Linked DNA regions of Homo sapiens: region 2 is linked to region 1. A link is a contact called in ENCODE Hi-C or POLR2A ChIA-PET data. All regions are on one chromosome and are shown on one strand. Each heading gives the region's core, a stretch centred on a gene start or an enhancer-like site at or near the end of the contact. The rest is flanking DNA. Distances are from core to core; before and after follow the strand shown. Region 1 holds the start of HPCAL4 (hippocalcin like 4). Region 2 holds the start of HEYL (hes related family bHLH transcription factor with YRPW motif like).

The links. Hi-C counts contacts between places; a loop is a spot of excess contacts on that map. ChIA-PET counts read pairs that join two places held with the same protein, here RNA polymerase II (POLR2A). Pooled maps may share reads with other maps.
Region 2: a loop to region 1 is called in a map with no recorded cell type, with 4 times the contacts of the local background. The contact joins the promoter of HEYL here to the promoter of HPCAL4 in region 1. A Hi-C loop is called at or near these places in 1 of 37 single-sample maps with no recorded cell type and 1 of 50 pooled maps. POLR2A ChIA-PET finds 5 or more read pairs at or near these places in 5 of 52 experiments (PC-9, T-cell, WTC11 and 1 more).

The regions. Positions count from the first base shown.
Region 1 is chr1:39,689,797-39,695,254 of GRCh38, forward strand. It overlaps HPCAL4 (hippocalcin like 4), which reads right to left and starts at 1,637. Exons shown (of 4, transcript NM_016257.4): 1 at 1,510-1,637. RefSeq lists silencers at 1-139, 1,414-1,493, 1,714-1,943 and an enhancer at 2,016-2,606.
Region 2 is chr1:39,636,778-39,642,070 of GRCh38, forward strand. It overlaps HEYL (hes related family bHLH transcription factor with YRPW motif like), which reads right to left and starts at 2,866. Exons shown (of 5, transcript NM_014571.4): 1 at 2,769-2,866. The coding sequence starts at 2,848. RefSeq lists silencers at 2,643-2,712, 2,833-3,222.

The sequences.
Region 1 (5,458 bases), core at 387-2,886:
GCTTCAGAGGAGCTGGTACTGAGGTGGTTGCCATGGTGACAATAGCTCCCTGGTCAGGAGATTTTTTCTCTCTTTCCTCTCCTCCCTTTGCTCTTCCCCAAGCAGCAGCAATAGCAGCAGCAACCAGGTCTTTTCCCTCTTCTTCTTAATGAGAGGCAGGGGATGACAAACAAAGAGTAATCCCAGCTGGCCACCTACAATTTGGAGCTGTCCATGTCAGGATGGGCTGGTGGTCTAGGAGGGACTCCTAATAGAAGGGGCCTGGAGAATGTGTGGGAGGAGGTAGCCTGTACCTAGGCTGGTTAAGAAGGAATGTGTCTTCAGTGAGTTCTAAACCAACCCCGCCCCCCTCAGGTCTCCTCTCTTTAATGTCCTCTTGGTTCAGGATCCTGTTTTTCCATAATCAGCCATAGAACCAGAGTGTCTCAGTGCCAGAAGGCTGTTCAAGTTCATCTCACCCAGTCTACCCTCTCTGTTATACCTCTCCCCATTTTCATGAAGGATCAGAGAGGGGAGTGACTTGGCCAAAGTCAAACTTTGGCTGTACAAGATTTGAACCCAGCTCATCTGCCCTCCAGGTATAGTTCACTTTAGGGCCAAGAGCAATACAGCCCACATGGCACCTTGGCAAGGTCCCCACGGAGCAGCAGGAAGGTGGGAGAGAGGGAGCAAATAGTCATACAAATTAGAAAGACATTTGACAGGCAGAATGAGAGGATTTGGTGCCTGGCTGTGAGGGGGGAGGGAGGAGGTATGGAGGTTGGGGCCTTGGCAGCAACTGGACTGACGGTATGGGTGGTCTGCTGGGGGTGGTGTCTTTGGTTCATCCTCCCGCCAGGATGAGAGATGCCAAATATGGGGCCTCTGCCTAGCACTGGGGGCCACTGGGGAGGGCTGTCGAGACTGTGAGGAGAAAAACTGGGGAAGGGGGATTGTCCCCCCCTCAGGTATGCTGTGGGCTCTGTCAGCTTGAGGGGTGGGATGTGGGGACAGTGTCTGGGGACAACAAGGAGGGAGCGCTCTGTGGAGGGGGAGGCTGTCTTTGGGGGCAGGGGCTCCCTGATGAGAAGTGGCTAGGGGCTATCCGTGGAGGTGGGAGTTTGCCATGGTGCTGGGCAGACAACCCATATCCAAACAGGAGGGAGGGTGACCAGCGCCTCCAGCTAGCACCAGCGCCACCACACCCCCAGATGTGTGTGTGTGCATCTGTGTGTGTATGTGTGTTTGCGCGCGTGTATGTTGGGGGCCATAGCAATGGTTGTTCTCACCTGAGCTGGGGATAAGTAGGCGGCTCTGCCTCCTTCTCTGCACCCATGGGCCTGGACTGAGGTGGGGGGTCTCCTGCCCAGGGGTGGGCTCTTCAGTTGCTGCCGCCTAAGGCGGAACCACGGGTCAGGGAGGTGAATCAGGGCAGGACATGAGGATGGGAAGGGAGAGTGGAGGGGGAGGGGGCCAGGGCCTCCGCCCGGTGGGTTTGTTGCCTTGAGGACCCGGTCCCACTCGCATTACCTGAGGCCGGTCGCCGGGTCGCTGGATGGCTCCGAGCCTCGGCGGGCCGCGGGAACCGAGGCTGGCTCGCGGGCCGGCAGCTGTGCTCTCCAAGGTCTGCGCCGGAGCCGCCTTCCAGCTCTTGTATCACTATGTGCCTCCCGAAGGCGACACTATTTGCATAAGCCCCGCCCCATCCCGGGCAGGTTGCACGGCTATTGGCTCCTCTGGAGCGGAGTGGCAGGCGGGGTTTCAGGTGGGGACCGGGTGGCCGGCGAGGCCCGGCCGCAGGAGCGCGCCCCGCCTGCCCGCGCTGACCTTCCCGGAGTCGCCGGGAAGCGGGAGGGCTGCACCCCCATCTGCACCCCTGCCCTGAGGCTCAGCCCCCGGCTTACAAGTCTGGGGTGGAAAGGGTCGACGATGAAAGTGGATTCTCAAAAACAACCTCACCGTTGCTATGGAAACGGGAGAACCACAGCCGAATCTCTAAGCTTCCTTTCCTGGGCCCCAGCATGGGTGGGGGCGGAAGAGGGGATGAGTCACAAGATGAGACCCCCCCCCACACCCATATCCCACCCGAAATTGGGAGGGGCCAAAGAGGAGCTGGGGAGGAGCTGGGTGGGAGAGGGAGGAGGTGGCTGGTCAGCAGTCCACATCTCTGCGTCCCCCCTCCCCACGCATCCACTCCCCTCACGCCGTGGGGCAGAGAGGAGGGTGCTGGTTGCGCGCGGAGAGCGCGGTATGGGTGGCGAAGTCCCAGCCTCTACCTAGCCCCGCGCTAGTCGTGGGTTCCCTCCAGCCACCCCTCTGGCCCTTCATTCCGGTCCCTCCCCAGACGGGCCCTCCTCCTTTCTCATGGACCCCCAAGAGGCCTCTCGCGTTCTCCCCCGAAGGACCCCTATGCCTAGCCATGGATCCTCCATTCCCCACCCTCCCGTTTTCCCGTCCCGCAGACGGAGCCGGTCCCCAGCCGCCGCCAGTCTCCGGCCTCGGATGTTGACACAAACCCGAGGCGGTTTACACTGAGCGGGTCTGGAAGCTTTCAGGGCCCCGGCAACACCTCCTCCCCGCACTTGGGGGTCTCCCCACAGCCCGGGCCGGCCGCCTGGGCTGCACTGGCGTCTGAGAGCTCCTGACACAAGGCTGTGGGAAGGAACCCTTTTAAGCCAAACTGGGGGCAAAAGGGGAGCCAGACATCCCCGGGCTGGGCCACGTGCGGGGCAGGGACTTCTAAGGATCTGTCGAAAGTCGGGGCGGACGGCTGGGGATTGGCCTAATCGGAGCGCGGACGCTGAAGAGCAGCGGTGAGAGGCGGGGCTTCTGTCCGCGCGGCGAAGGTAGAGGTGGGCTGGGCGGGGCGATGGAGGATGGGGTCAGACCTGCCGCGAGTGGGGGCGAGGCTTCTGGAGCTGGTCCCAGAAATGCCTGGGCCAGGCTCGCTGGGGGAGGAACCCGTGGACGTCCCTTTTCTTTAGGACCTGTCCCGTTGCCCCTTGAAACGGTTTTGCTCTACCATTTTCGAGGCTGCGGACTATGCCTTCTCTCTGCGGCCTTAGCGGGGGCTGAGGGCTCCAAGGAACCTGCAGCTGTAGGAGAAGGCGCGTCCTTGGCACTATGGGTTGGTGACTCATGAAAGACAGGTGTTTGAAGCTCTAACTCTTTCACTTCTCTGATACCTTCTCAGCTCTGGGTCTTGGGGACCCAGAGATGAGCGAGAACCCCCCTTGCTCACAGTTAACCATAATCCAAGGCGTGAAGAAGTGGGGAGAGGCAGCACAGGTTACTAGAAGTGGTATCTGAAACCCTAACATTGACTGACCCAAGTTCATATTGCTAACATTGAGTCTCATTTTTGCCAATGATTCCATTTACGACCGTGGGCAAAACCCTTCTCATTCTGGGCCTCCCAGTCTGTGAAATGTGGGAGCTGGCTCAAGAGGTCCAGAGGAGCAGGGGGAAATTTTCAACCAGGTGGGTGAAGAAAGACTGTCCCTTGGACAGAAGTATGTGGACATGAATCTGACTGCTCCACTTAAGAGTCCTGAGCCCCTTAACAATAGCTAATGTGTATCGAGAGCTTACTTTGTGTCAGGTGCTATTCTAGCATATTATATGTTACCATATAATATAAATTGGGAATAAGTTACTCAATTTATTCCCCATAAGAGCTCTGTGAGGCAGGTTCTATTATTACTCCTACTTAACAGATGAGGAAATCAAGGCACAGAGCGGTTAAGTGACTGACCCAAGTTCACATTGCTAGTAAAGAGAGCTCCAGTGCTGGGATTTGAACCCCAGCAGTCTAGCCTCAGAGCCCACACTCCTAATCAGTACACAATACTGCCTCTTCTTATGGTCCTTCAAGTCCTTAAGGGTAAGGACCTTAGATTGGAATATTTGTTTCTGATTCCCCAAGGTATTAGAAAGGCAAAATCCAGCCTCCTGGGCAGCCCTTCTGTCTCAGGTGAACAAGATATGGGATTCCAGCAGTACAGTAAACTAGAAGTAGTGAAAACAAGAAGCCCTCCTGGGCTCACACCCAGGATTTATGCCTGTAATCCTAGCACTTTGGGAGGCTGAGGCGGGTGGATCACTTGAGGTCAGGAGTTTGAGACCAGCCTGGCCAACATGGCAAAACCCTGCCTCCACTAAAAATACAAAATACAAAAATACAAAAATAAGGAGGCTGAGGCAGGAGAATCGCTTGAACCCAGGAAGCAGAGGTTGCGGTGAGCTGAGATCACGCCACTGCACTCCAGCCTGGGCAACAGAGTGATATACACACACACACACAAAAAAAAAAAAAAAAAAAAAAAAAAGCAGCAGCCCTCCTGAACTGCAAGGGGGCCAGAGTGTGGCTTCTCCTGGCCATCCTATCCTCCAGGCATGACTACCCATGCAGCCTCACCCATGAATCATCTTGGGGCCATGTGACTATTCCTGAACTGCCAGTCATAACCCAGCTTCACCTGTTCATCATACTCAACTTTGAGGCCCTGATATTGGACCCTGCCTCTGTTCCCTTCAGTTTGATGTTTAAAGCAATAACAGCTGACATTGACTGAATTGCCTCACTGTGTACCAGACTATCTGCCAAGTCCTTTATCTGCATCATCTTACTTAATCCAGAAGATGACCACTACTAGGGATGATATTAAAAATATCTAACACTCCATTCAGGCATGAGCGTTATCAATCAGAATGGATACTGGCCTTAGTGCTAGATCAAGGTCTTAGTAGCTCTCTGTTCTGCCAAGAGTTAACACTTAGGTTATTGGATCAGTCAGGCAGGCAGGGAGAAGCAAGCATAGTAAGGAGTCAAAGGCTATGGCTGTTTACCAATCAATTTGGAAGTACTTTTATGTTTTAATAACCAGTTTAGCTGTACAGTGCATAGGGACTGAATTTCAGCCCTTGTTTCATTACTTTATTTCATGGCACAGGATGGAGCCTCAGAAAGGTTAGACAACTTGTCCATTGTAACACAGCTCGTTAGTCAAAGAGCTGGGATTCCCACCTAGGTCTGACTTCAGAGCCCACACTCTTAACCACTGGCTGACTTGTGTTCCTGAGAAGGGGTAGCATCCAGAATTGAGTTGGGATTTCCACTATTATGAGCCAGAGGAATGTGGCTTAAGTTTTGGGGCTTTGTCATGGCCTTACTGTTCTCAGGCTTGGAGTCTTGGCAAACACCTGTTCCACGTTGTTGAAGGAGCAGGCTCTGCAGAATGAGGAGGCAAAATCAAGCTGCACTGAAGGACAGGGTGGCTGTACAGGAGGCCCCACAAAGGGGCATGGAGGGGAGTGAGCCCAGCAGGGTTTGGGTGAGGACAGAGGTCTGCAGACAGTGGCCACTTCAATTTGTTTCATCTAAGTGCTAGCATTCCTCTCCTCCTTGGTCCTGAACAGTGCCTTTATGATGGATAGTGCCTTCCTGATTCCCTGGGTTTTCTCTGCCTTGGCTAGTGCA
Region 2 (5,293 bases), core at 1,616-4,115, 52 kb before region 1:
CTGGAGTTAAGAATCACTCCAGTAAGTCCAGTCTTCACACTTCCGGTCTTTTCATTAGACCATGCTGTCTCATAAATATGTTGCCCCCCAACTGAATGGTGACCGCTTTGACAGCAACGTTTATTGGAAGTTACTTTGTGCCAAAGCAGGGAGCTATGTAACTTTATGTATGTTACTTCATCAAACCTTATCCTGCGAGGCAGGAGTGCTAATGTATTCCCATTTTGAACGCGAGAAAACTGAGGTTCAGAAAGGGGTAAAAGTCACTGGCCAAAGTTAATGGTGGTAAAATTCAAACTCAGGTCTATCTGACTCCAAGACCACCACCTTATATTGTGCAGGAACAGGACCCTGATCCAGTGTCTGACATGTGGCAGGTGCTCATTAGATGTTTGCAGAGGGAGAGGAGAGGCTGTACTCTCAGTTTGGACTCATCCTGCGTCATGGGGCCAGGTTGAGATGAGAGCTCTGTGGGTGAGTTTCACAGATGTGGCAGGACTGCCACCAGGCAGATGCCACAGTGATGGTGGAACACACCCTGCTCTTTACTCTCACGTTTCTGAGTGTGGGGGTTTTGCGCCCTGCCCCTGACCCCGAGAGGCTGGCTGCCTCCGTCCTGCGGCCTTTGTCAGTGTTTATCTGCTTTCTTTGTACATGAAGCTCTTCTTCCCTGAGAGTTCCCTGAGGGCAGAGGCTGAGCAGGATACATCTGGGCCCCCTATGCCCAGCCCAGGGTCTGGGCCACAGCAGGCATCGTTCAGTGCTCCCTGAATTGAAGCATTGATGTCTGCTGGGGGAAGGGCCCTTTGGTGAGTGCTACAAAGGGGCATCTATAAGTCAGCCTCTGCCAGATGTCCAGCTGCTTTCTCTCCTCAGAGGGGTCTGCTCCTCTAAGAACAGTGTCTAAAAATGGGCTCTGTATATATAGGAAATGCTGTATGTATAGGAAAAAACTGCCCACTGATCCTTTATGCCTCATGTAAGCAGTTGCCCAGATGCTACTATCTTCAAGAAGCCCTCCTTGCCATCTTTGATTAAGAGTGACCTCTCTTTGCTTAAGTGCCCTCACAGCCCACAGTCTGTCTCCTTTCCATCCTGTCCATGGTGTTTTTATGACCTGGCAGGTCACTGACTGGGCTGCAAACTTGTGGAGGACAGAAGCCAGCTCTGATCAACCTAGTTCTCTGGCATCAATTTTGTGCCTCTGATCTATGAAGACCCAATGCCATTGAATTTGAGACCCCGCTCCACCACCACCACGTGGTGCTGTGCCCTTTCCTGGCCCTTAACAGGCACAGGCTAAGATAACTGCTTTTCTAAATAGCAGTTTCTGCTAAACAATTAAGAAAGGCTAATACGTTGCATAGCGAGTTGTGTTATACTCCCTAAAAACAAATGTACAGGCTGCAAGAGGAATATCTATTATGGCATTTTCCTGGGATTTGAGACTGAGGCAGGATCCTTGGATCTCAGAAAACTGGAGAGCACTAAAATTACAAAATGTCCTCAAAAACATCCCTAAGAATTAACTGGGCCTGGCTCACTGGCTTATGTCTGTAATCCCAACACTTTGGGAGGCCAAGGCAGGAGGATCACTTAAGCCCAGGAGATCAAGGTTGCCATGAGCTATGATCATGCCACTGCACTCCAGCATGGGCAACAGAGTGAGACCATGTCAAAAAGAAAGAAAGAAAGAATTAACTGAATTCCCCTCCAATTCTGTTCTAGAGAGTCAAGTCTAGATGAGCCAAGAGAGATGAAGTATATCCCTTTCTTTTCCACTGCTGTCTTTGTTTTACTGATGGGGAAACTGATGACAGACTCTGTCAGGGAAACCAATGGCCCAAGACCACATAGTGAGTTGGTGGCAGATTTGGGGCTGGGACCCAGGTCTGCAGACTCCCAGTCAGCCCTGCAGCTCTTTCAGGGTGCTGGGAATCACATGGTGTGTACCTAGGCATGTGCTGTGCTAAGCCCTTGACATACTTTGCCTCATTTGGTTTTCCCAATATTTCCATGAAGTTGGTTCTATTATTCATGCTCATTTAACAGATAAGGAAACTGAAGCTTAGACAGTTTACAGAACTGCGAGGTAGCAGAACTATACAAGCGCAGTTTGTTCGACAGGTTTGAAGCAGGTCAGACTATCTACCAGGAGCTGAAAGACACTGGCAGTATGGGGGCACGATAGGAGGAACATTGGAATTAGAGTCTAGGCCCTTGCAAGTCGCTTATTATTTTCTTCAATACTAAGTCCCTAAATCCAAACTCCAATTTGCTCAAAGGAGGACAAATTTTCTTCTTCCTGAAATAATTTGTGGACTACATGAAAACTGCATCCAAACTAGGGTAAAATTGGGAAAGGATGGGGTTACTCTGCATCGTCAGCAGATTCCAGACAGGGGCCAGAGTACCATCAGTCTATGAGAGTTTTCTAAGATCTCCAGGGAAAACCTGCCAATGGCCTCCCCTAGGCCACTTCAACAGATAGATGATAACCCACTAGCCACCTGATCCCCCGAGCTGAACTCTCCCTCCCTGCCAGCATCCCCAGCCCTGCACGACCGAGAGCGCGCAGGATCCAGGCACTCGTGCGTGTAACGGCACGGCCCGCACACGCCCCCTACGCCGACACCTGTGGCCCCCGCGCTCACCTGCCTCTGCCCAGGCGGTGCTGGAGGGCTGGCCCGCCTGCTCGGCGAGCCCGTCGGGCCGACCCCCACCCCGCTCGCCCTCCGCCTGCTCGGTCCCCGCATCCCGGCCCTTACCTCAGCTGGCCCTCTTGGCCCACGTCGATGGGTCCGTCGGACTCCCCGTCGGAGCCGCTCGGCTCCTTGGGTCGCTTCATGGCGAACGCAGGCTGCCTGGTCTCAGCCCCGCGGCTAAGGCTCCCAGTCGGGAAGTCAGGCCCCGCCCCGGCCCCGCCCCGGCCCCGCCTCGGGGGCGCCGCCACCGCCCTTTCCCAGGGCCCTTTCCTGCGCCGCAGCTCCGGGCGCCCAGGCGCCCCCTCGCCCCCGCGGTGACGCGCCGCCGAGCCGTGGGAAGGCCCTAGGCGGTCGCCGCCTTCATCGACGGCTGGGAGGTCCGGCTCTGCTCCGCTGTCTCGGCTGCCGCGCGCTGGGTGGCCTTGGGCAGGTGCCCTGGGAGGCCCCGCGGGGAAGCCAGGAGTCCCCGTCTGTCCCTGGGTCGCCTGGGCGCTGCTGGCCTGTAGAGGCGCCGCTTCGATGCCCGGGATTCCGCAAGGGTCAACCCTGCGCGCTCCTGCCTCCTGGTGTTCTGGAGGCAGCAGACACATCAAGTTTGTCGAAGTTAGTCGTGGTGGTTGTGGCCTGATCCTCAGCAAGAATTCCCCAGCAGCAACTCCATAGGGGCCCAAAGCAAGTGGAATAGTGTGGTGGGGGCAAGGGGAAGACACTTACACTTCTGAGAGGTGGCAGTCACCCCCAAAAGGGACGGCTGAAGTTGTGGCCACCGCATCTGAGAAAGCTGGGCTCTGGCCGAGGTCCCTAAAGGCCTGGCGTGGTGGCAGTGGTGGGTTGTCCCTGGGAATCAGTTCCCAGTTCACCAGAGGTCGAGTTGTCCTGGGCGGCCAGGAGGCCAGGAAAGGGCTCCTTCTAGACGCTATGGCAGGGCCTCAAAGTGGGAGAAGGAGAGGAAAAGGGAAGATACCTTCCAGCCTCTCTTCCTGGGGCCTCTGCTTCTGGCAACCCATCAAACTGTTCACTCAGGGAGGGCTCTAGCTGCCCTGTCCTTAGGGGGACTTGTGGGAAGTTCTCAGATTCACCGGTCATCCTCAGGCGCCCAGTACCTCAGAGAAGCTCCTAAGGCTCCAAAGGAAGCTGCATGAGAGCATCCTGGAGCTGGACTTCTTGGGCAGGGAAGAGGAGATAGAGGAGGTCTTGGTGTGCTGGGTTAGATATGAGAGGTCTTTTCCTTTTTACCCGCCACCAGGTCAGGACCTGAGGGAAGCCACCCCTTCAAGTGGGAGAATCGGGTTGGTCATCTGAGAATAACTGTGCTTCCATCCCCACAGCAAGGCCTGCTTGCTGGGGGACACTTGATTACTTGATGGGAAAGAATGTTCCTGTGCCCCCGTCCACACACATCCACAGACACAACCATTTGGCCAGGTATGCAAACACATACACACGGACAGACTTACAAATATATACTGGTAGGCGCAACTGTCGTGAGCAATCAGTACCAGGAAGCCCTGGTGGTCGCCCCAGCCACAACTATGGACTCTCATTCCAAATGCCCTCAGCACTCACATCACTTCTGTGGGCACATGCCAGTCAGTGGAAACCTCAACTAACAGAGAAGTTGCACAATGTGTTATGCATTCCCTGGAAAGGCGGAAGTCAAGGAAGCCTCCCAGATAGCTGCCCTGTGTAATTGGCTGAGATAGCAAAGATTGGAAGAGGAGCAGATTTGCAGGGGAAGGTCAAGGGCCCCGTGATGGACGTTTCATGTGAGATGTCTTGGATCATCAAAATACAGTGCACAGTTAAATAGAGGGTATGGAGTTCAGAACAGAGGTCTCAGCTGGATATTAAATTTGGACGTCATTAGGTAATTGATGGCATTTAAAGCTATGGGAGCAGATGGGATCATTCAGAAAACGTGGATGGAGACAGAGCAGGGGCCTAGCTAAATACTTAACATTTGGTGAGCCCTTATTATAAAACCTGAAACTATTCTAAGTCTTTTGTAAATATTAACTCATTTAATCCTTGACAACCCTATAAAGTAGTAATATTATAATCCCCACTTTACAAGTGAGAAACAAAGGCTGAGAGGTAGACTAACTCCACCTAAGGCCAACAGGCAATAAATGGAAGGGCTGGAATTCAACAAGGCAGTTCAGTTCCAGAGCCAAAACATTAGGCTTTATTACTTTATACAGTACTCCCCCTTCTTTTAAAAATAAAGACAAGGATTCACTCTGTCACCAGGCTAGAGTGTAGTGGTGCCATCGTAGCTCACTGAAACCTTGAACTCCTTGGCTCAAGTGATCCTCCCACCTCAGCCTCCTGAATAGCTCAGACTACAGGGGCATACCACCATGCTCAGCTAATTAAAAAAACAACATTTTGCCAGGTGTGGTGGCTCACGCCTGTAATCTCAGCACTTTGGGAGGCTGAGGCAGGCGGATCACAAGGTCAGGAGATCGAGACCATCCTGCCTAACACGGTGAAACCCCATCTCTACTAAAAAATACAAAAAATTAGCCAGGCGTGGTGGCAGGCACCTGTAGTCCCACCTACTCGGGAGGCTGAGTCAGGAGAATGGC